6 separate regions of the Mus musculus genome follow, and regions 1, 2, 3, 4 and 5 are each linked to region 6. Evidence: chromatin loops called from intact Hi-C (ENCODE). Cell type or tissue: heart. All regions are shown on one strand.

The links. Hi-C counts contacts between places; a loop is a spot of excess contacts. Peaks named below come from ENCODE experiments on the same cell type or tissue, not always from the same donor. Only the 100,000 strongest peaks of a DNase experiment are listed, where the experiment ranks them.
Region 1: it touches region 6 in a loop (6-fold over the local background); 5 of 42 quality-filtered maps call a loop at or near these places.
Region 2: it touches region 6 in a loop (5-fold over the local background); 2 of 42 quality-filtered maps call a loop at or near these places.
Region 3: it touches region 6 in a loop (2.8-fold over the local background); 2 of 42 quality-filtered maps call a loop at or near these places.
Region 4: a loop joins it to region 6, with 2.5 times the contacts of the local background. A loop is called at or near these places in 4 of 42 quality-filtered maps.
Region 5: it touches region 6 in a loop (3-fold over the local background); 2 of 42 quality-filtered maps call a loop at or near these places.

Annotation. Positions count from the first base shown.
Region 1 is chr6:117,550,709-117,554,708 of GRCm38, reverse strand. No RefSeq gene overlaps it. Among named protein-coding and RNA genes, the nearest start is that of Gm9946, 7.0 kb to the left of the region's middle. In heart, a CTCF peak has its summit at 2,191; a DNase peak (open chromatin) is centred at 2,158; H3K27ac peaks cover 1,122 bases.
Region 2 is chr6:117,351,240-117,355,239 of GRCm38, reverse strand. No RefSeq gene overlaps it. Among named protein-coding and RNA genes, the nearest start is that of 6820426E19Rik, 140 kb to the left of the region's middle. In heart, no CTCF peak of the experiment used is centred here; a DNase peak (open chromatin) is centred at 1,969.
Region 3 is chr6:117,345,964-117,349,963 of GRCm38, reverse strand. No RefSeq gene overlaps it. Among named protein-coding and RNA genes, the nearest start is that of 6820426E19Rik, 150 kb to the left of the region's middle. In heart, no CTCF peak of the experiment used is centred here; a DNase peak (open chromatin) is centred at 2,373.
Region 4 is chr6:117,487,573-117,491,572 of GRCm38, reverse strand. No RefSeq gene overlaps it. Among named protein-coding and RNA genes, the nearest start is that of 6820426E19Rik, 5.7 kb to the left of the region's middle. In heart, no CTCF peak of the experiment used is centred here; DNase peaks (open chromatin) are centred at 1,322 and 1,612; H3K27me3 peaks cover 656 bases.
Region 5 is chr6:117,604,915-117,608,914 of GRCm38, reverse strand. No RefSeq gene overlaps it. Among named protein-coding and RNA genes, the nearest start is that of Gm9946, 47 kb to the right of the region's middle. In heart, no CTCF peak of the experiment used is centred here; a DNase peak (open chromatin) is centred at 1,744; H3K27ac peaks cover 1,002 bases; H3K27me3 peaks cover 1,607 bases.
Region 6 is chr6:117,170,253-117,174,252 of GRCm38, reverse strand. It overlaps Cxcl12 (chemokine (C-X-C motif) ligand 12), which reads right to left. Exons shown (of 3, transcript NM_021704.3): 2 at 2,654-2,771; 3 at 1-761. The coding sequence ends at 671. Among named protein-coding and RNA genes, the nearest start is that of Cxcl12, 3.7 kb to the right of the region's middle. In heart, a CTCF peak has its summit at 2,020; a DNase peak (open chromatin) is centred at 192; H3K4me3 peaks cover 1,188 bases; H3K27ac peaks cover 401 bases; H3K27me3 peaks cover 3,480 bases.

The DNA of each region.
Region 1 (4,000 bases), 380 kb before region 6:
CATGAAACAAAATTAATTCTCAATATTATATTAAAACATAATAAAATGCCTAAATTTTTGAAACTGATCTCATGCTTTAAAATCATTAAATTAATAATAATAACTGTACTTCAAATACCACCACCAGCAAAAACTGAGGATTAAGTGGCCAGAGAACAAGGCAGCACAGAATATTCTTTATAATTTAGAGAAAACGGTCAATTGACATCACTTTATTTTGATAATAAGAATTAGATGAAATGGATTTGAATGCATATCCATTAAGCATCATTAATAAAAGAATAAAAAAAGTAGATATAATTTTCAAAATCACAAAGGAAAAGTCAGAATGAAAAAAAAACCTGGCATATGAAAAGGTCTATTAGAAAGGAAAATAAAATAGCAGAAATAAAACCAAGTATATGAATCCTGTTACGAAAATGATTATGATGAATTTTCATCTTGAATCAGAGAATTTATATTAGGTTAAAAAAATCTAATAATTGCATTAGTGTGCCTAGTCAATCCAAAAATACTAAGATAAGGCAATAGGAAAAGATACAGTGGGTGAATTCAAATACTAGGAGAGCAACAGCCGGGCCCTGAACAGGGGACAGAATGGGACTCATGGTTGACTTAGTCAATATAGTAACCATGTTAATTTATTTAGCTAACAAAAGGATCACCAATGGCACTGTAACTTTGCATTCTTCACTGGTGAGTATAAAGAATTGAGTGTAGTTAATCAGAGTTTAGAAAACATGAGAAAGGACTGATACTATAGTGAGGGTGACAGATCAGGTGGACAGAAATAGTAGGTTCAAACAGCATCAGCCACTTGTATAGCCCGGATGGGGAATACACAGCTTCTCTACATCCTCATGGAGCCACATCCTCACGGAGCCACATCCTCACGGAGCCATGTCCTCAGGACATGAATTCCCCCGAGTAACTACACTCCCACCAGTGCCCAGCTTTGGCTCACAAAGACCAGCCAGTGCTTTTGCAAGGTCCTTGGGTGAGGGCTATTGTCATAGGATATTAATGGAGTCTGTGATGAGCATGTCACACGATATGAGGCTGTCAGCATGCACTCAAAAGAGAAGCAGAGAAGCCGGGGACTAGTCACGAGTGCAACTCAACCCCTATACACCCGTTCTTCCGTAGCCATGGGGTTCCCCAGCACTGATGCAATCAAATGGAGTTAGTGTCGCCAATAAGTAGCGTCTCCAGTTTGAGCAGAGCATTGGTTTCCATAGATTCTCACTCCCTCTTGGGTTCCAGGCATGTGGATGTGTTTCTGAATGCTGCTGCCATGGTGTGTGTGTGTGTGTGTGTGTGTGTGTGTGTGTGTGTGTGTGTGCCACTCTCAAAGGCCCCTGTTTAGACGAAGGGATCTTCATTGTAAGTCCTAAACAGTCTTGCAAACACACCCTTGTCATCTAGGCAGGTGCTGGTACTCAGCAGTGAGACCTTTGCAAAGTGATGTCTCACAGCCACAAAGGAGCTAGCTCAAGGGAACGTAAACACCCAACATGCAGTGTGTTGTCAATTAGATTTAGCTTTTTCTAGAGTGCTTTTTTTTTTAATGCAACGTATGGGGTGCACACCTATGAAATAAAAATCGACTTGGCTTAGCAGCAAGCTTAGAATATGATTTCAGGAGTGAGGTGCACTCAAAATGTGACCTGCACGATGTGGTCCCCAGCCCCTTTTTGATACGTGGAAAATGTAAAGATAGACTGCTTTGTAAGCTGCCCATGTAGCATCTTGACAATTACTGGGACTGTGTCTTAAGGGAGCTGGCCTGTCCTCATCTACTTAGTTGAGTCTGACCAGGAAGACTGAGGACCAAAGGTACCTGCAGTTGTTCGAGCCCCACTTGTCACCTGCTATTGAGAGTGACCTTCACCTCTGCCCTGCCTCTCCCCTGGAGAGGCTTGTCTGGATTGACATATGCACACAATCTCATTGTTAGCTCTGTTTGATTTAAATTCATATTGGCTATTTGCAACCATATGATTTCATTCCACACAGCAGTGAAACTTTTTTCTCCAAATATGGACTCCCTGAGTGGTAATGAATAGAGTGGCCTGGGCAGAGGAAACGCAGCCTCCTCCCCGGGTTATTCCAGGGGAAGCCTGGAAGGAAGCAAGCCTTGCTATTTCAGGAAAGCTGATGGGTGCTGCAGCCCAGGCTGCACTGCAGGGCTGGGGCTGGGCGGCAGCTGTGCTCCATCTCAGCTTCAATAGACGGGAGCTGCCAGGTTTACATTGTTTAAACACTTAACTAAATTAGCCATGAAAAGAAGGATGGGAGGAGCCCGGGTTTGTGAGGGAATTCAAGCCTTTCTCTGGCTTCACACATTTAACCACACATACACAGCATGGGATTGCTGGTGGCCAGAATATCTAATTAATATGAGCTCTGGGTTCACAGAGAGATGCTGCCTGAAAGAATAAGGCAGAAAGTAATAGAGTGGGACATCCAATGCCCTGGCCTGGCCCCTGTGTGTGCCTATAGGTATGTGCCTATAGGCGAGCATGCATGCACACACTCACATACACACCACCCATACCACACACACACACTCACACACACACACACTCACATCATGCCCCCAACCCCCAAACACACCCTTACACCCTCTCACCCCCCCACACACACAAGAGAGAGAGAGAGAGAGAGAGAGAGAGAGAGAGACAGATTTTTTTTCAAAAAATTTCCAGATGAAATCTGTAAGACATGGTGTGCACCTTATAGCAAGCTGAAAAGAAAAAACCCAATAATAATAACAAAGATGGCTGCTTCTGGAAGCTGTACCTTCTGGTGACAGGCCAAGGCTCTAGGGATCTGGGCTCACAGGCTGAGCCGAGTGCTGGTGCCACACTTCAGCTCATCAGTGAGGGCTAGCCTGGGCAGCTCACCAATGAGGGCTAGCCTGGGCAGTGAGTTGGAAGCCTAAGGATGAGAAAGCAGGGACTCCAACACGGTGGATAAAAACACTCAAATGAAGGTCGAAGCTGGTGGGTTGAGTGCTCTGAAACACTGAAGGCTCTGACCTGCTTACTGGATTTTTGGTTTACCTACAGCTATCCAGAAGACAATTGATGTAAGAAGGCCAAGTGCGGGCTTTCTCAGTTAAGATTGTGTCTAGTGGATGTCCATGGAGCTCTGTTGTTGAACTTACAGTCTATCATATGTTAATCAAAAGGTTGACTGGAACCACTGGCATATTTATCTGTCATCGATTGACTTCAACCAGGAAGCATGGGGGCAAAAGGTCCTACAGTGGCTGCAGGGCCACTTAAAATATGAAGCTATATGTGAAATGACAGAGTCAGGAGTGGACATAAACTTCAACATGGTAAACTGAGTAAAGGGGAAAAGGCGCTGCTTCCAAGAGTATGGAATGTATGTGTGGAAGAGTCTAAAGTTCAAGTCCACACATACATTCCATGAGAAAAGTATGTATGGGAGACCCGTGTCCAGTAGAGGCAGCATGCAAGAACATGGTGTGGCTGAAGCAAAGTGACTGATGGTCAGGAAGGGCCAGGGCGGGCTCCCTGGAGCAGCGCCAGCAGAAGTTGATCCGGCTCCCTCCAGTCCAGGGTAGTAAGCCCTGTGCCACTGCTAGACCAGCCCTGGGCCATTCATTGCTAGACCCTCCCTGGGCCGTTGTGAGACATGCCCTGGGCCATTGGGAAACATGTCCTGGCCCATGGATGAGGCGTTTCTGGTACCGTGAGTGGCAAATAGATAAGTCCCTCCCACAGAACTCAGGGAAGGGCCTGATCTGTTCAGTCCTCTTTCAGAAACACAAAAACCGCTTCCTCTGAATCACGACACGATCCTAGGTGGGAAACTTTCAACCTTCAGCCTGGGAGTCTTTCTAGGGACTGAATCTTGCTGAGGTGATGAGGGCATTTTCCGGCTCCAGTCTGTCGGCTCCCGTCTTCTGTGCTGAGGCCGGCCTCTTGGGACCTGACACCTGGACAGGTGTGCAGGATCCATGGTCCAC
Region 2 (4,000 bases), 180 kb before region 6:
TACTATATTAAATTATACCAAATAAAAAACTTTGTGTGTATTCATCTATATTTGCATGAGAATGATTCTCTTAGATTCACGATCTATTCAATGCTCCCACCACATGCATTAAGGTCAACATGAGGCAACGCAGAGAGGATGCGAGGTGTTGAAAATTGTAATTGTTCCTCTCAGAACTTCCTACAAAGTCTCATAAGCAGCATGCGATATGCAATTGAGTATTTTACACTTTACAGGGTTCTCTATAGGAACAGAACCAATTGTATATGTATATGCATACATATATGATGTATATGAATATATGGAGAGGTGGGTGGGATTGGCTTACAGGATACTGTTCCAGTAGTCCAGTAATGGCTGTCTCACACTAGAAAGACCAAGAATGCAGTAGTTGTTCTGTCTATGAGGCTGACTGTCTCTGCAGTCCCAATCTGGTGCTGGAGGACTGGAGGGCTCCTTGAGAGCTGTGGTCTTCAGTCTGGGTTGGAATCCCAAAGAAGTAGTCTCTAATGTCAGTGAAGGAAGGCAGGAGCAGCGGGACAGATGGACTTGCCAGCAAGGGCGAGGGCAGCAGGCAAAGAGCAAGTTTCCCTTCTTCCACGCCATTTTATCTGGGCTGCCACCAGAAGGTGCCACCCAGATGGAGAGTTTGTCTTCCTGCTTCCAATAATGTGAAAAAAAAATCCTTCATGGGAGGGCCCTGCAGCCTGGGCTTTAGTTAACTCCAGATTCAGTCAAGTTGGCAGCCAAAAATAACCATCACAAAAGATATTATGTAGATACATTAAATATTAGTATGAATTTTTCCTTTAAAAAACATGAGGTTGGGGATAAAGAGATGGCTCAGAGGTTAGAGTACTTACTCTTCTGGAGAAGCAGGCTTTGATCCTCAGAATCCATATGGTGGCTCACCATAGGAAGTTACATCTGTAACTTCAGTCCCAGGAGACTCAACGCCCTCTTCTGGCATTCTTGAAGAATTTCACACACATCGTACACAGACACACATGTAGGCAAAATACCTATACACATAAAGTAATAAATTAAAAAAAAACTTAAATGCCAGGTAGAATCCCCTACTAATAGGTCATCATGTGTACCACCCTTTAGGATAGTCACCACAGAGTGGTGCACCCAGGACCTTTTCTGTTATCCTCTCCTTTAAAATTCATCTGAGTAAAATTACCAATAGCCTCTGAAAGAAGATGACACTGACTCTGTTGTTTGTCTTCAAGGTCACTTGCCCTGTATTCATGCCAGAGTCGGGGACAAGGCAGCAGACAAGCAATTGAGTGTGAGACTGTTGTAAGCATTTATATTCTTGGAATTCCTCCTGTTACCAGGGGTGATATAGAAGTTCTACAATGCCATTGGGCTGGGACTGCAGTAATTCTATGCTGTGGTTTGACATCTATGCCATAGTTTACAAGCCCACGCAAGAAACTTACAGGATCATTATGACCAATAATGATTTGGAAAATAGTCTAATGTATTTAAAGCATCTATATTTAGAACATTTAAGCCCTAAAGATGTCTATCTATCTATCTAAACATATAAAACAATCTTATATATATTATTATATACTATATTTATTATATAATTGTATATATTATTACATAATTGTATAATTTATTATATAATTATTATATATATTGTATTTATTATATGTCATATATTATGTATTATATATAATATATATTAGCACTAACTTTTAAAAGTCAAGTAATCCCAGAAAATCTCTTAATTGACACAGTGGTGAGGGAATGAAAGGAGAGATTGGTGGGAGAAGAAACCCATAACGCAACCACAAAACAATTTTAAAAACCTGACTTTTAAAGGCAGCCAAGGGCAGATGTCTGTTCTGGATGAGATGACTTAGCTTTTAGTTTCCTGTTTCTCTCTGCAGGGCTCAACTATAATCATTGGCCATAGCCCAGGACCGACTGCTTGAAGACTCTGACAGATGGTAGGTAAAAGGTGAGCTGGCTAGGGACTGGGCCAGGAAGAGCAGCTCTGCCCAAGGCCCTCTGTCCCAGTCTTCCAAGAGAGGAGGTGTTCTTGCCTCACAGATGTTCATTCTCTTCCAGGTCAATGGAGATCCTCTAAGTATGGGGGTGGGAGGAAAGGCAAATATAGCATTACCGACAAGATGAATAATATGGTCTCTACTGGAAATCATCAGCCTGTCCTTTTTCCATCCATCTCTAGACTTCCTTGACCAATAGATATTGAAACCAGAAGAGGACAAAGCTAGCCCGAGGCTACCACAGATGGCCTACTTAGGATGCCTCTCTGATTCACAAGGGAGACCCTTTCTCCAGCTTGAAACAGAGAATTGACAAATTAGAGATCAATCTTCAAAAATAAGGAGCAAATAAAACGTCCCCGGATAGAAAAAAAACTAAGAGAATATGTTGCTAACAACATATCTGCACAGACTGACTGGCATGTTTTCACACACAAAGATAAAGATGAAGGAAGAAACAAGAACTACAGGAAGTGCAAAACCATGCACACGTAGAATACTCTTTGTCATATTTGTAACATATATCTGATGACTTAAAACAAAAAATTGAAGTGACCATCTGATGCCCAAAATGCAATGTGAAGACCAAGCTCCCATGAAGAGTAAAGATGACATATTCCATCTTTGGTCACTGGCAACCTGATGCCTGTCACATACTGTCTCCTACATCCCAGAGAATCTATGTAGACACAAACATGAACAAAGCAACTCCAGGTGGTTCGAGATCCTTAACCCAAGATCTGAAACTTTGAAACTGCCCGAGCAAAAAGTAGAGAGTGTGCTTCAAGAGATAGTACAGGTAAAGACTTTCCAAGAAGACTCAGGAAATGATACATTACTTCTCTAGCTACAGTTCAAGCACAACACTGGTGGAGAATGGAGAAAGTGGACACCGTTCAATTTCTGTTGGCTTGAGAGGAAATGCTCTCCCAACCCCCTCCTGTATTAAGCTGTTAGATAGAGGTTGGCTGCATTCAGATTCGTTCCTTCTGTTTCCAGTCCCTTTGGGGCTTTCATAATGAAGAGATGTTGGATTTCATCAGAAGCCTTCTCTGCATCTCTTAAAATAGCCTACATTTCTGTCCCTGAGTCCACCTACATCACCTATTACATTTAATGATTTGCACATGGTGAACCATCTCTGCATCTCTGGAATGTGGCCAGCTTGACCATAGTGAATCACCTCCTTGAGGTTTTCTTAAACATTTGGTTTGCAAATATTTGGAGAACTTTTGTCTGTGTGTTTCTTTTTCCATTGGGTCTTTGTCTTGTTCTCCTGTCAGGATAATACTGGCTTTGTCAAAAAGGTTTGACAGTGTTCCTTCCTTTGCTATTTCACAGAATAGTTTGAGAAGTAGAATTCAATAGTGAATTCATTTGGGTCTGAACTTGCTTTCCCAGTTGGGAGACTTCTTATAACTGTTCTAATCTCATTGTTTTATACATATTTATTTAAAATTAATATTTTATCTTGGTTTAATTTTGGAAGTCATATTCAAGTAGAAATTCTTCCATTTCTTTGATATGTGTCAATTTAGTGGAGTATACGTTTTTGAGTATGTCTTTATAATCTTCTGAATGGTCTTGGTATCTGTGGTAATGTTTCTCTTTTCATCTCTGATGTTAATAATTTGGATCTTCTCTCATTGGTTTTGTTGACCTAAGGGTTTGTTGATCTTGTTTATATTTTCAAATAACAAAGTCTTTATTTCATTAATTGCTTCTCTTATTTTTTATCTCTGCATCATTAATTTCTTTCTGATCTTGATTATTTCTTCTTATCTACTCATTTAGATTTGGCTTGTTCTTATTTTTCCAAGATCCTAAAATACATCATTTAATTACCTATTTGAGTTCTATCAGACTTTTTGATGTCAGCTCTTGTAGCTATCATTGTATCACATAAGTTTTGACGTGCTATATTTTCATTTCCATTCATTGCTAAAGTGTCATTCAATTTCTTAATTTCTTCA
Region 3 (4,000 bases), 180 kb before region 6:
TTTCCATTTGAATTCATCTTAATATATTTTATAATGCCTCCTAGGTTCTTTCTTTAATCTGTGAGTTATTTGAGCAGTATTATTTAATTACCACATTACTATGAATTTCTCAAATTTCTTTTCATTATTGATTACTAATTTTATTTCATCCTCATTAGAGAGTCTATTTGTCTGATTTCATACATTAGCAGCTAGCAGGGCTTTTTATGGCATCTTGTAAATTCTACTATCTTTCAGGTACACTTGAGAAAGATGTACATCCTACCACTGTTGGATGAAATAGATGAGCACAGTGTCTGGTGTGACTGAGTTGCTTACTGTGCTCTGCAGTCATCTTTTTCCCTGTTGCCCTAGTTGCTGTAAAGGGAGGCTTTAGTCCTGTGAGTTGTTATATTGAACTATCTATTTCTCCTTTCAGCTCCTATAGGTTTTCTTCAAGTATTTTAAAGCTATGATGTTAGGTGCATGAATGTTTATGTTTTTATTTCTTTATAGTGAATATTTTTCATAAATCACATTTATCATAGAGTATTTTTCATTATTAATTTTTGTCTTAGGGTGAACAGATTATTAGACAGATGTTCTAGTTGTTCTTCAGTTACTAAGCTTACAATACAGAGACAAAGTTTGGAGCTGTGATGAAAGGATGGACCATCTAGAGACTGCCATATCTGGGGATCCATCCCATAATCAGCTTCCAAACTCTGACACCATTGCACACACTAGCAAGATTTTGCTGAAAGGACCCAGATATAGCTGTCTCTTGTGAGACTATGCCGGGGCCTAGCAAACACAAAAGTGGATGCTCACAGTCAGCTATTGGATGGATCACATGGCCCTCAATGGAGGAGCTAGAGAAAGAACCCAAGGAGCTAAAGGGATCTGCAACCCTATAGGTGGAACAACATTATGAACTAACCAGTACCCCGGAGCTCTTGACTCTAGCTGCATATGTAACAAAAGATGGCCTAGTTGGCCATCACTGGAAAGAGAGGCCCATTGGACTTGCAAACTTTATATGCCCCAGTACAGGGGAACGCCAGGGCCAAAAAGTGGGAGTGGGTGGGTAGGGGAGTAGGGGAGGGGTATGGGGGACTTTTGGGATAGCATTGGAAATGTAAATGAGGAAAATACCTAATTAAAAAAAGAATACCCCCCCCAAAAAAACTGTTCCGGAAGCTTTACTTTCAAGCTTTATGTTATTATTGAACTTAAAATATGTCTTTCATGGTAGCATCTAGGTGACTGGTGTGACGCATACACATCTCTTCCTTCTTTAGAATCTTCTTTTGTGTCAAAACACTTTTAATTATATCATTTAATCCCTCTTGCATTTTATTTTGCTATATTTTATTGAATCAATTTTTAGAAGCTGAGAATTACAAATAAGATGTTGAATTAGTTTTAGTTTGGAAAAAAGAGAACACTTGAAAATTTGGTAGATGATGGTTGATAGTGGCACAAAATATGAATGAAGTTAAAGCCTTTGTAACAGTTGCCTTCTGCTGCTGTGATAAAAAACATTTTGACTAAAAGCAACTTAGAGGAAAGACAGGTTTATCTTGGCTCACAGCAGTGACTCTCAACCTTCCCAGTGCTGTGATCCTTTAATAGAGCTCCACATGTTGTGGTGACCCCAACCATAAAATTATTTTGTGGCTACTTCATGACTACAATTCTGCCACTGTTATGAATCAGAATGTAAATATATGATATGCAGTATATCTGATGTGTGACCTCCAAAGGGTTTCTGACCCACAGGTTGAGAACCATTGTCTTACAGGTTACAGTTCATCATCAAGGGAAGCTGGGGCAAGAACAGAAGAATAGGAAACCATGGAGGAACAGCACTTGCTGACTTGCTGGCTAGCTCACACTTTGCTCTATCATTCTTATATAGCTCAAGACATCTGCCCAGGGGATGATGCTACCCACAGTGAACTGGGCACATTGAGTTCAAATAACAATTACGATAATCCCCCACAGGCCAATCTTATCTATATAATTTCTCACTTGAGACTTTCCTTTCAGATGACTCTAGGCTGGATCAAATTGACAAGCAAAGCTAATTAGGCCTGCCACTGAACTTAGCTAACTTGAGTTATTATGACATGGCAACTATGTAAATCAGATTGAATCTTATTCTGTAAATTTCCTGTTGTTGATACTGTTTGCTGTTTGTTAGTGACTAAAATCTAGCTAACCTTTGGGTAGCTGGAGATTAGACAGATTTCCTTAAATGTCTTGAAGAAATAAGGCTTCCACTCTTGTCAAGCTATGTTAGGATATGTCTTCAGTGTCCCTGCTCCTGATAACTGTCCCTTGGGCCTCATTTAATGATTTCCTCTCAACAGTAGCCAAAGTTGAGAAGTTGGGTTCTTTTCAGGTCTCTCCTGGGTGTGTACCGAGCCCATACACAAAGCCTTCAGATTCCCAGAAATATGTCAGAGCTTTTCAAAGCCACTTATGGGCATCCCATTCTCCAAGTTTTCCTTTGAAATATTTTGGCTAGCCTTGCTTTTGCCCAACTATTGTTCAAGTAGCCAGGATGTTAAACAATTGAAATGATTTTTTTTTTCACAAATGCCTGGAGACAGGATTCTATTCATTGAGAAAGTCTTAAATTTGGTCAAATAAAAATAAACTCTTTAATGAAATTGTTTCATGGAGCTATCAGATAGGTGAGGTAGGAATGACAAGGTATTTGGGGCATCCAGAACCATCCTCATCTGTTATATCATAGAAGCTCCATGACATTTTCTGTATTTCCCACAGATCTGTGGCTTCTGGTTTCCGTAGTTAGTGAAGATTGGGAAGAGAAAATTAAAATGCTTTGAAAGATCTCTTTTTATTGAGTTCTAGGCATCTTAGATACCTGAAAAAGTCAATTTTGACATAGTTTTCCATGAGTAGAGGATTTTAGGATCTTGTTTTCTTCACAATTTTCCCAGGATAGGCATAAAATAATAATAGAATTGATCATTTATAATGAGATATTACCATCAGTAGACCAAGTTCTCCAATTGGCATGGTGGCACACACTGATAATTCCAGCATTCAGAAGGCCAAGATGGTTAGACTATAAGCTTCAGGTCAGCCAAGTCTATATGACCAGACCTTGACTCACGAATAAAAAAGAAACAATAACAACAAATTAAACTAAAATAATTATGAATAACATTTTAGTTTTCCGACACTGTAATTCAGTAGTAAGTAAAAGAAAAGAAAAAATATCACTAAGGATATTTGAGCAACATGAAGAACAGAATGATGGGTAGAATTTCATAGGATCCTGCATCTAATAGTAGCAGGAGACTTGTTCAAATACACATTGAATATTTGTAAGGGAAGACCATCTTTTGGGCTCAAGTACCAATATCTTTATAAGCATTTTTTTCTAGTGTTGAGACTTCTAAATTCTTTTTTCTTCATTTATTAGTTCTTCAAGATTTTTGTTCAATATATTTTCATCACATTCACCCTCTCCTCATATTTATCCCCCACTTTCCTACCCACCAAAATGTGCATACCGTTTCTTTAATTAATTAAATAATTAATTACATCTCAAATGCTGCTCCCTCCCACTCTCCCCTCACAGAGTTTCTCCCCCTATCTCCTCTCCCCTTTGCCTCTGAGAGAGCACCCCCTCCTTGGTATCCTAACACCCTGGTGCACCAAGTCTCTGCAGGATTAGGTGCATCCTCTCCCACTGAGGCCACTCATGGCAGCCCTCGGCTACATGTGTGCCTGGCGTCTCAGACCAGCCAATGAATACTCTTTGGTTGGTAGCTCAGTCTCTGGGAGCCCCAAGGGGTCCAGGTTAGTTGACGCTATTGATCTTTCAGTGGGGTCGCCATCTCCTTGTGGGTCTTCAATCCTAACTCTTCCTTAGGAGTCCCTGACCTCTGTCCAATGTTTGTCTGTGAGTAGCTGTATCTGTCTCAGTCAGCTGCTGGGTAAAGCCTCTTAGAAGGCTGCTATGCTAGGCTCCTGTCTGCAA
Region 4 (4,000 bases), 320 kb before region 6:
TACAGCCTCCTGCTGGGGTAGAGCCTGCATCCCTTTCTCTTTAATAATAGAATGGATCCAATTTGCCTGAAACAGAATTGTCTGTTTCCAGCTTGCGGAAGCTGCTCCTGTCAAGGGGTTTGACCATCCTGTTGGAGAAGGGAGTCTGGTGAGTCAGGGGTCAAGCTAGCAACCAAAGGGGACTCTGGGCATTAGTGAAGCTGCCACCAAACCCAGTGGATCCCACAAAGCAATCTCTGTGCGCCAGCCACGTGTCCCAACAGCAGCCCCACTGCAGGCTTCAGGCTTCGGAGCAGCTGATGCTAATCATGCATGTTGGACTACTTACGGATTTCTCCAGTGCTGGGGGCTGGTGGAAACCCACATGCGAGCACATGTAGGGAGAAGGATGCTTGTCCTGTGTCCTTTCTAGTCCAATGAAGGGATAAACTAGCAAATAATTAAATGTGCATTTTTCTGTTTGCTTTAACAAATTTAAGAAAGCCAGATGTAGTGGTTTAACGCAATTAGCTTTCAGTTTGGTAGGTCAGAGGACCAAAACAGGCCTCAATGGGCTGAAGTCAGAGCATTGGAAGGGGGGTTGCTTCCTTAGGAAGTTTCAAGGGGACATGTTCTCATCCTCTCCAGCTCCTGAGAATCCCTGCATCCTTGATGCATGACCCTTCTTCTACTTCTGGGGGCCATCAGGTGTCTGACCTTCAGATCTCTTTCTGCCCTTCCCCAGCATCCTCTTTCACTCAGGGGGCCACTGCCAGCCTCACTGATGCAGCCCAGGATAACCACTTATAAAGTCTCTTGTGTTGTGTGAGGAAAGCATGTTTATCAGCCAAGAGTGTGTAGATTTTGGATGTGGTCTTCAGGGCCACGGAAGAACTACTGTGCTTGGATTCTTCATAAACTGGTTGTTCTTGTCTGACCTGCTCCCTCCTTTAAGATACTGCATCTGTCCCAAAGTGACCTTGACCCAGTGACAGGTTGAAATGTGGTATAAAAGCTCTGGCACAATGCCAGTCAACTCCAAAGAATCACTTCAGCCCAGAAGTCCCTGCAGAGCTGCATGTGAATTCTGTCTGCCTGCACCCTGGGCTTACTGGACATAGTAGGTTTGGGTGATTTTTGGTACACAGAGTTGACCCCTTCTGCCTTCACTCTACCACGTTCTGTTCTAAATTCAGTATAGTTCTCACCCTTCAGTCCTGGACAGCGGCCTTATGGATTACTCAGAGCTTCCTGGGTGCTGAGGAAGTGGGCCTGAGCACAGAGTGAGAGAAAGGCCAGGGGCAGAGTCTCTGAGGACATTTGTGCAGAGAAACCTGCTTGGTCTCTGCTGGTAATGGGCCAGAGATGCTCTGGCCTCCCATCTCCCATTTCCTGCCTCATCTGGTCCAGTACTGAGTGGTACAATGTCCTTGACCAGTTTCCTTTTGGAGCCCTGGCACTTTTCAGCAAGAGTAGTGGAGATAATGGCAGCCAACCCTGGTCACATTTGCTGCAAACAAGACCTGGCTTTATTATGTATTTTTATTTTTGCTTAGAGTTAATGTTTTGGTTTTTAGTTTTTACTAAACTCAAATCAGTTCCCCAGGATACGTTCCCCAGCCCCACCCAAACCTCAGATTCCTTCCTCTGGGCCTGATCTTTGTCCCAGTCCTTAGTGGAACAGGAGTTTGCCTTGCCAAAAGGTCTCCAGCTTTGGGCCAGGCAGCCTTGCAATGCTCCACCTTCCCCGAAGGACCCCCTAACTTCTCAAGGGGTTATCAGGATCTTTCCTAGACAATTGCCAGGGTCTTCAGAGAGAGAACCTTCTGAGAATTTTTTTTTTTTTTTGCCAAAGTCTTATAAAGCCCATGCTCATGCTGGAGTTGATGCATGTTCATTTTCTTACCTAGGTTGTTCTTATTGATTGACTTCTGCATTCGACTCTTCAGGCCATATGGAATACACACACACACACACACACACACACACACACACACACACACACACACTACACCATACACTTTGAAGTATCATTTTGGATGATTCTCTAGCCAGTGCTCTCCAACTCATTTGTTTTCCAATTCATTCATTTATGGTTTTTAACATTTCTCCTGCCGTCATGATGTTATATCCCCAGCAGCGAAGTACATGCACTTGGATTGCTTTTTCCTGGCCAAGCTGTCTGTGCAAAGAGCCATCAAAAACATGCTGGGCCCAGGAGGGGCTGGGACCTTGGCCAAGGAGCCCCTCATGGTAGGGCAAGCAGGTCCCAAGGAAAACCACTGGACTCAGCCAGCCAGATTTCAGTGAGATGACACATGTCATTCAGCAGTCCTGACGGAACATCTATGGGGAATCCCAGATCCTCTGCATGCGGGTAGGTGTATAACAGGATGCAGAAATAGGTTTCTTAGGACAAAAGGCAGCCTGTAGACAAGGAGGGGTGGCAGTGGGGGCTCCAAAGAAAACTCCAGTCATGAAGACCAAATACCTTCCCATTATGGTGGTTACTATGGGGGTTGGGGACAGAACAGAACAAAAATGACATGTGACCAGGAGGATATGATGAAGCCAGAGTCCTTATGTCTTGCTGATGGAAATGAAGCAACCATCATAGGTGGACAGTATGGCAGTTCCACAAAAATGAAGCACAGAGTCACCACACTATCTAGCACTTCCACTGGATTTGTCCCAAGTAGTTAGAAGTGAACATGTTAGGAGAACTTGATACCCATATTCATAGTAGCATTGCTAACAACAGCCATAGAGTAAGACCAACCCAAGAGTCTATAACCCGTGAAGAGTTAAGCCAAAAGGTGGTTCATAAATGCTTGTTCTTAAAAACAAAGGAATCCTGATACACAGTTCAACAAGGCATTATGCTGTTGGGAATAAATCAGTCCCAGAAGGTCTGTCAGCCCATTGCTCTGCTGCAGCTAGAATAGTCAAATTTATTGAGACTAGGGTGGAACAGTAGAGTCCAGAGACTAGGCCAGGAGCAAAATTGGTTATGTTGCCAGCACAACATCATGCATGTATTTAAATAAATGGTACACTTTAAACGGATACAAACAAAAGAATGCATTAAGAGAGAGAAGAGGTCAAGTAAAACTATGTCTCCAACAGACCCAAAGACTCATCCCCTGGAAAGGAAGAGACCATTGCAAAATCAAGCCATCTGGATGGAAGGCATATTGCAGCACAACAAGGCCAACCGGGTGCTAATGCACACAGGAAGCCGTGCTAGGCATCCTTAAAACTCTTGGGGTACATGTTCCCATTGAGTGGCCTTCTGTGAGGGAAGCATCAAAGAACAGGAAGAAGTGCGATGAAATCTAGCCCAGCAAATCAAAACTACTCTGAAGTCACCCCCAACATCCCAAAGGCCAGAGAAAAAAGCAGAGGCATCCACTAAAGAAATCCACACCAAGTAGCCAGCAGCCAAGTAGCAAGACCTCTACTGAAGGAAGTGCATGAGACAGAGGGAGTTAACTAGATGTTCTTCAGTTGAGGGATGGATAGTAAAAATGTGTTACGTATATATGGTGGAATTCTATTAGGCTGTAAAACAATGAGAATCATGAAATTTGCAGGTAAATGGGTGTCACTGGAAAATATTGTATCAGAGAAGGTAACCCAGTGCCAAAAGAACAAACAATGCCGCATGCTCTCTAGTTTTTTGTTTGTTTCTTTGTTGTTTGTTGTTTTTGTTTTTTGTTTGTTTGTTTATTTGATCCTAGCTCCAAAGAAGATAACTTGAAAAAACATACATGGTCCAGGGAAGTAGAAAGGAGCTGTCCTGGAAGGTGGGAGAAGGCACTCTATAGAGAAGGACAGGACACAGGTGCTGTGGAGGAAGGAGGGGACAGGTTGGGGTAATAGGGAGGGAGAGGAGAGTGGGGGGGGGATAACACTAAGGATGTTTGAAAACCCATAGCGAGACACACGCGCGTGCGCACACACACACACACACACCCCTCCTTGAACAGTTGTTTAGGGAGGGTTCTAGAGACTCCGCAGA
Region 5 (4,000 bases), 430 kb before region 6:
TCTCAAGTGTCTGTTTTCAGCAAAGCATCAGATGCCCTCTTATAAGACAGCATCCAGAAAAACATCACGTGACACAAGTGAGTTTTTAAAGAAATCAGAAACTTTCACATCAGGTCCTAATATCCATGGGTTCAGCATCTGTGCATTCAATCACATTCTGATCAAAATCAATGAAAAAAAAAATGCTGTCTATACTATCTATACACAACAGAGATAGACTTTCTTCCTTATTGCTATTCTCTTAATAAATTACATTATAGTAAAACGTTATCTAACATTTGCATTGTTTTAGGCACTGTAAGCCATTTAGAGATGAGTTAGAGCATATGAGAATGTGTGCAGGCTATATACAGACAGAGCCTTATTTTATATGAGATTTCTTCTCAGTGTGTCAGTCAGCTTTCCATCACTGTAACAAAATATCTGAGGTAAGAAACTTAGGAAGAAAGGTTTATTTTGGCTCATGGATTCGGAAGTTTCAACTTCATGCTGTAATTGGTTGTTTTAATCCTGTGGCAAGCAGCATATGATAGTAGTAGCATGTGGAGGAAGAAAATTGTTCACCTCATGGCAAATACAGAGGGAGAGAGGGAGAGAGAGAGAGAGAGGAGGGGAGGAGAAGAGAGAGATTGACTTAGGGTTCAAATACCACCTTTAAGGGCACAACTCCAGTGACCTAATTCCCTTTAGTAGGTCCTGCTTGGTCACAATATGATGCGGACTAAACCTTCATAATATGCACTTTCTGGGGGACACTTATGAAAAGCCATAGTCTTTAGATTTTTGGCACCTGTAAGGGGGTCCTGGAATTAGTCACCCACGAATACCAAGGCACAGCTCTAATTGTTGCCCAAATCTTGGTGGCCATAATTCTGTTCTCTAGATTCTGCTTCCCAGCACCAGGCTCTCCTTCAGGCAATGGCTTTTCTATTGCTTCCTCCTGGGCCCATGTGATTCCCCATCCCCTGAAGGCATCCCTTCTCCTTACTCTGCCCTATGGAGAACTAGATGCCATTGACCTATTGCTCTTCTGAGACAGTGTTGGTGTGTGGGTTAGTTTTGTCAACTTGACACAAGATGGAGTAATTTGGGAAGAAGGAACCAAAATTGAGAGAATGCCACCATTAGACTATAGGCAAGGCTGTGAACATTTTTTGATAAATGCACTTCTATCATAATTATCATTACTGTTGCCACCATCATCACCTCCTCCTCTTCCTCTTCTGCCCCCTCCACCTCCTCCTCCTTACCACTCTCTTCCTTCCTCCTCCTCTTCATCTTCTTCCTCCTCCTTCTCCTCCTCTTCATCTTCTTCCTTCTCCTTCTCCACCACCTCCTCATCTTGCTCCTCATCACTCTCCTCTTTCCTCCTCCCCTCCACCTTCCTCCTTCTCCTCCTCCTCCTCCTCCATTTTCTTCATTATCATCTTTCTCTTCTCATTTGTAAGTCTGAGCTCACAGACACATCAGCCGTAGGTGGGCTTGGTGGGTGAGCATGCCCTCACCTGGTCTGATGGATCTGGTTGGGATTTGTTTGCTACAGGAAGGCCACTGTGTGCAGGGCCTTGTTTAACCCGACTTTCTCTCTTTAGAAAGAGAATTCTCATCAGATGAATCATTCCTGACATGCTCGCTGGAGCCAGAGACTTTTGGCTCCCAAGCTGTTTACTGCGGCACTGACTTTGTCCCATAAGTGTTCTTAGGAAACAACAAGGGTCAGAATTGTCATTGTTTCGGCTTTAAAAAGCTGGAGACTTGGAGATAAGCCAGGGCTGGGTAGAAGGGTGTTCCTACCCATGGGACTACTCAGTGTCACACAGATCAACACCTCCTAGACTCCTGAAGCAACTTGCCTCTGTTGCCGAGGCCTGGCTGCCTATGTATCAGATAAGACACTTGCTCTCTGATTGTCTGAGAAGCCCTTGTTACTGTCCAACAAGGCCAGGCTGCTCATTTCCACTCACAGGTGTGATGTAACCAGTATGTAGGGAGGCCTTCCTCTGAAAACCTGGCTCATTCTGATACCCCCCATCGTCATCCTCAGGCTCCTGACACGTACTTTTTAATACAGTGTGCTTGGATGGACTGGCATATATTTCTAATGTTCGACTTGTAAGTCTCTAACACTAAGAACTATGATAATAGCATCAATGCTCTACCTGCAACTTGATTCAGAGCCTGCAGAGCCAGAGAGGACCATAGATCTCATGCTTTTCCTTAGCACTTGTGTACGATTGTAGGCCAGGTTCATCATGCTCCTTACTATGTGCACCCTTGAGGGTCGGCTTTGACCTTATCTTTCCATTCTTGCACTGATGACTGGATGCCTATGGCACCCTATTGTTTGTTCCAGGGTCCAACTAGTACACAGATGATGTTTATATGTTGATGTCAGCTTGCCTCATGTGGCTAGGGCTGTACCTTGTCTGGGTGGTGTAGAGCTGGTGTTTACACAGCAACGGTGTCATCTTCCCCCCAGCTGGCTTGCTTCCATCACCTTCCATCAGATCTTGGGCGTGAAGTGCTCTCAACAGAACATGATGGACCCAGAGAGGCAGAGGAGCAGTATAGATGGGGTCAGGGTTTGGATGCGGATAGGCTGTGTGGTATCCGGTTCTGCCTTTGCAGGCTGTGTGATGTTATAGCATGGCTCCAAGGGTTTCCGTCCTGTACACGTTTTGCTTGTTTCTAACCTTGGATAGGGATCCTTTGTTCCTTACTCCCCTTTCTTAGATACAGTCTCCAGGACATCACAGGCCATGGAGTTTGTCCTTCTGTCTTACACAGAAGTACATTCTGAGGCAGCTCTGTGGAGCCATGAGAACCTCTTCAGTTGTTCATAAGTCTTTGTAAGCAGCCCCTTTTTAAACTTAACCACTCCAAGGAACCAGAGAGCCACAGGGAAGAGGAAAATTAGACCATGCTTCCAGGCATGGGGCACCAAGGGCTGGCAGACCTAGTGCTGTGATGGTTGCAGAGGGAGATAAAGTAAAAAAAAAATGCCCATGAGACATGGTCCTATTTTTAGCCACGAATGGCTTGTCTGGAGAAATGGATTACATTCAGCACGTTGAGAGGTGGAAAAAGCCCAGTGCCTTAGCATGCTGAGTAACTCCTGCAATTCATCTTTTCCTCTTCCTCGCTCTTCTAGCTAAGCTAAAGCTTCCCACAGGAAACATTCTAAGATGAATACGTTCTGATGACCTACTGGCCACTGTGGGAGCATCCTTAGAGCGACTGGGTTACATCCCTGTGTTCTGCTGAGATCAGCTCTCAGTGGTTCTCATCAGAAGAGGGAGGTGACAGATTGTTAATTAGCCCCATAGACCTCCTTCTGACACCTCTTCCAGGACCCTGGCTGTCGTGGGCTCCTGAGTGTGACTGACATGGATGTTGAAGCTTCTTTTATGATAAACGTATGGAGATAGTGGGTGACAGCCATGCACAGGCCCCCAAAGTCTGTGGGGGACTGAATCAGGGATAATTGAAGAGCAGCAGTCTTACAAAGTAGGTGACAGTGTAGCCTCGCTAGCTGCAGTAGAAAGAAACCTTAAAGCAGGATGCAGCCTGGAGCCCATTCCAGTGGGCTCAGCCCTGACTGGGAAATGTTCTCGAATCATGAGAGCAACAGCCGAGGGTCAGGATCACAGCTTCAGATAAAGAGGGCCTCGTCAGTTTGCACTGTACATACAGGAATGCAATTTTAAGATGCTGGAGACAGGAAGAGAGGAGGGAGGAATGGAGAGAGGGATGGAGGGAGGAACAGAAGCCACAGATAGCAGGGGCACGGGGAAGGTGAAGAGTTGTTCTGACTCAGCAGTCGGGCAGTGCCAAGTCCCTTTCTGTATGACTCACATTGGGAATCCAGAGCAGGTGTTGTGGGCCAGTATTGTATAACCTGGCCTACAATGGACCTCAGGTTAGAGGTGAACTCTGAGTCAGAGGTACATAGTACTATGCAAGACAGAAATCTGGTCTGAGCCATACACTGGAGACTGGA
Region 6 (4,000 bases):
CGGAAGTCAGATGAAGCATGCGTTTGGAGGCAAGCAGAGAGCAGGAACGGCTAGGAAAGGGTCTCTGAGCACAGCTTCAGGGATCACTTCTAAAGGAAGCTTCCCGACCCTGGCACTGAACTGGATAAAGGAGCCTCCCTCTGCCGGATCTTGTGTTGACTCAGGACAAGGCATCTGTCGAGGAGCGCCCCCTGCAGGACAAGCCCTGCAGCGTTCCTCGGACTCTGCTCTGGTGGAAGGTTTCTCTCTAGGGCTCCCTGCAAAGCCACCGTCTATAACTGTGCCCAGAGGCCCCAGGGCAAAGAGAAGCTCCAAAGCAAACTGAATACAGCCCTTGAAGTAATCACTGCTTTTTAAAATGAAGATGAGGATGAGGAGAATGGGGATGAAGCTAACTGGTTAGGGTAATACAATTCCTTAGAAAAACCCCAGTTATAAAAGCTCCATTGTGCACGGGCGAGGGCAGGGATGAATATAAGCTGCAATATCGTACCATATGCTATGGCGGAGTGTCTTTATGCTGGCAAACCTTAGCATGACCCCAGTCAGTGCTGTCCCGCCGGCCATCCTGGCCAGGGTTCAGGCCCTCCTCCCCACCACTGCCCTTGCATCTCCCACGGATGTCAGCCTTCCTCGGGGGTCTACTGGAAAGTCCTTTGGGCTGTTGTGCTTACTTGTTTAAAGCTTTCTCCAGGTACTCTTGGATCCACTTTAATTTCGGGTCAATGCACACTTGTCTGTTGTTGTTCTTCAGCCGTGCACTGCCAAAACACAAGGGGAGAGACGCTGTACAGCCAAGCGGGAGAAAGCGATCCTGTGGGCTCACCCAACACACCCAGCTAAAGGTCCTCACTGCAGGGCCCAGCTGCTGCTCCCGGAAGCTTCAGTTTTGGAAGACATAGCACTTGAATCGTGTTGGGACCACCACCGCAGAGTTAGGGACGTGCTAAGGATGTCTCCCAGGGGACACAGAGAAGAGACCACAGTGGAGGCATTTGAGCTTCTGGCCAAGTTGGAGCTTGGCAAGTGAGGAAAGCTAAAGGAAAAGGAAGGACGAATATCCCACAGGAGTCAAAGTGCCCAAAGGGTGTGGAGGAAGAACCACCCAGAAGGCGCGGATGACTGATATCATGGTGGGGGGGAGGTCTTGGAAAATTCTGGAGAGTGCCAGAAGCAGCCTAAGAACTTTTGACAGAGCACCTTGATAGTACATGGGACAACCTTAAAGGTAGCTCTGGAGGAAGACGGCAGGAGTCCAGAAGGGGAGGAACAGGGCAGTTCAGGTGGGCAAGGAGCAGTCTAGACAAATTGTCCAATGGTTGCCTGAGCGCGTTTACAAGTTCACAGAATGCTTCAAGGTCTTAGCTTTGTGGATTTGTTAATTGACGCCGTGTTCTTTCTCCCATCCCTAGAACTTCCTAATGGGCAGATGAACCGGTGAGCTTAGCTCTGGTTATTTTCCATCAAGTCCTGGATGCCAGATAATTAAAAAACCAAAACCAAACAAAAACCAAAAGCAACCAAACAGAAACTACGGGAGACGACTCCTCTCCAGCTGGTGAACTGTCTTCTAGGAAAAACAAATGCCTGTTCAGTGTCCTAGGGACAGGTAACCCTCTTCAAGCAGGCTGCCCTGCAGTTGACCAGTCGTTCAGAGGGATGTAACTTCAACAGGGATCAGGGGTGTCAGTCTGGATCCTGCCATTTATTAACTTAGTGATCACCCAGAATCAATAGTTGTATTTGACCCTCTAAGTTCAAGGGCCCTTCCCGGGACAGTGCACCAGCACAGCCTATTCAAACGTAAACTCATCATCTTTAAAATCCCTTTCTCGGGAGAGTATTGTATTTTAATCAAAACAGCAAAAATAATATTCATCATCTAGGTCTCTAAAGCCTACTGTACATAACACAGCAGCGGAGGCTGGAGAGGAAGGCTGATGAGCACAGAAAGTCTGAAGCAGTCACCGTTGGGTGACAAAGCCGTCAGGCTAGCATTGCTCCAGCTGCTGCATCCTTATACTGTTGTTAGTGTTGAGTCTCCCGAGGATGGGAACCCCTGCTGGGGGGCAGTGAGCAGGACAGACTAGCACAGGACACATCTCTGCCAAGTCTACCAGACTCTGAGTGAGATATTCACATCATTTATACCTTTTTTGGGCTTTTCTTATTTCCCAGGTAAATTTAAATCAAATACTGGCAGCTACCATCACACTCCAGCAAACTCTAAAACTCTAAAACAAAAATGACCTCTGAGCAAGTGAGTGCAAGTGAGTAAAACTGAACCCCCCCCCCCCCCGTGCCATCCGGGTCTTGTAATTTTTTTTTCTATGTGAGAAAGGATTAACTTTGGACACCAGAACCTTGAAACTGACAAGACAGACCCAACTGTCAGCTGAGGGCTGACCTCCATCAAGTCCATGGCTTTTTCTGTAGAGAGGCGGCCCACTGTGCTGCAAGAAACAGCTTGGAAAGCAAGAGTGAGAAACACTGAGGACATCAGGGCTCTGGGGAACAAAAGTATCCTTTGAAACCCATGTCTGATGGCATATCAGTGTCCCCGTGGTGGTGGTGGTAACAGCTGCCCCTAGTTATGCCAAGTCCGAGGCTTCTATACCATGCTCCTCTTTGGGGGATGGCGGCTAGGACTTACACAATCTGAAGGGCACAGTTTGGAGTGTTGAGGATTTTCAGATGCTTGACGTTGGCTCTGGCGATGTGGCTCTCGAAGAACCGGCAGGGGCATCGGTAGCTCAGGCTGACTGGTTTACCTAGAGGAGGTGTAGAGAGAAAAGTGGGGCCAGTCATTATCTGCCTGGTGCAGGGGGTTTGGTGGCTCTTGTGGGGAAGACTCAGGAACATCAGCAGGAATGGTTACAGAAAGTTTCTTGCAAAGACCATCCCCTCGGCCAGGGATCACAGTGAGATCTGACTGGGCTCAGCCTCTAAAGGACAAAAGGACCCAGGAGAAGTGGGGTGGCAGAGTTCTGGGCTCCCTTGTGGCCCTCTGGTGCAGGCCTGGAGGTGGGGGGCTTCACTTCTACCACCTGCAGTTTTCCCTCCTCCCACTCACCCTATCCTAAGCCCTGGAAATCACAAAAGAATCCAGAGGGGAGGACCCGGATTTACCTTCTATCCAGCTTTTCCCAAAAGCTGGGGTCAACCGTGGCTTTTATGGTCACTACCTGGATGCCTAGGCCTCCTGGATCCTATTACCAGCTTTGTTTGCCAATTCACCAATTTGCAAAATGCTATAATTGACACTCATTAGTGTAAATTAGCAAGGGGCTCCTTTAGAACCCCCCCTTAAGAACCACCCTTTAAGTCTAGAATTGCAAACCCTGAGGACTGCTGGATTTGTAGCTGCTCCCCCAACAACAGGGTTTTATCCTAGCTCTACTGAGCATCCCCAAATGTTTCAATTTATGGGTCTTTTCACCAAAGTTTAAAAGTATGACTGAGAATAGTTAGCCCCAGGATTTTAAGTTTGCTTATTTAGAGTTCCAGGAGACTTCTGGGTATTCTGAAGTTCACTGCCTTTGGGAAGCAGCTGGAGAAGTGGACCGAATTAAATATATGATGGGATTATCTTCTTCTGCAAGCATTATTTAGCTAAGGGATGCATGCCCCAGGAAGGGTAGTGTCTTTAGACTCTAAAGCATAGGAAAACCAGACTTCAGGTACAGACCAAAGTCTAATCCAGCTCTGCTGCCACCCTGGACTTGGGAATCTAGAGAGCTTGGCTTAGGGAACCAGGGGTCCATTCAATCTAACAAGCCTGGCAAGCCTGCTGCTCTGGGTTTAACCAAAGAAGCCTCCGGTGTCTACTATCTAGCTTCTGAGTTGGAGTAGCTGATGGGAAAAGACAGGAACCACAGCAAGGTTAGCCGTGCTGCAACTTGAGGGCTGTGTAAGATCAGAGGGCACACAGGCACTAGGAGGTAAAAAAGTTCATTCGGGCAGCACAATGGGGTCCTGCCTAGAGAACAGGTCTGATCCA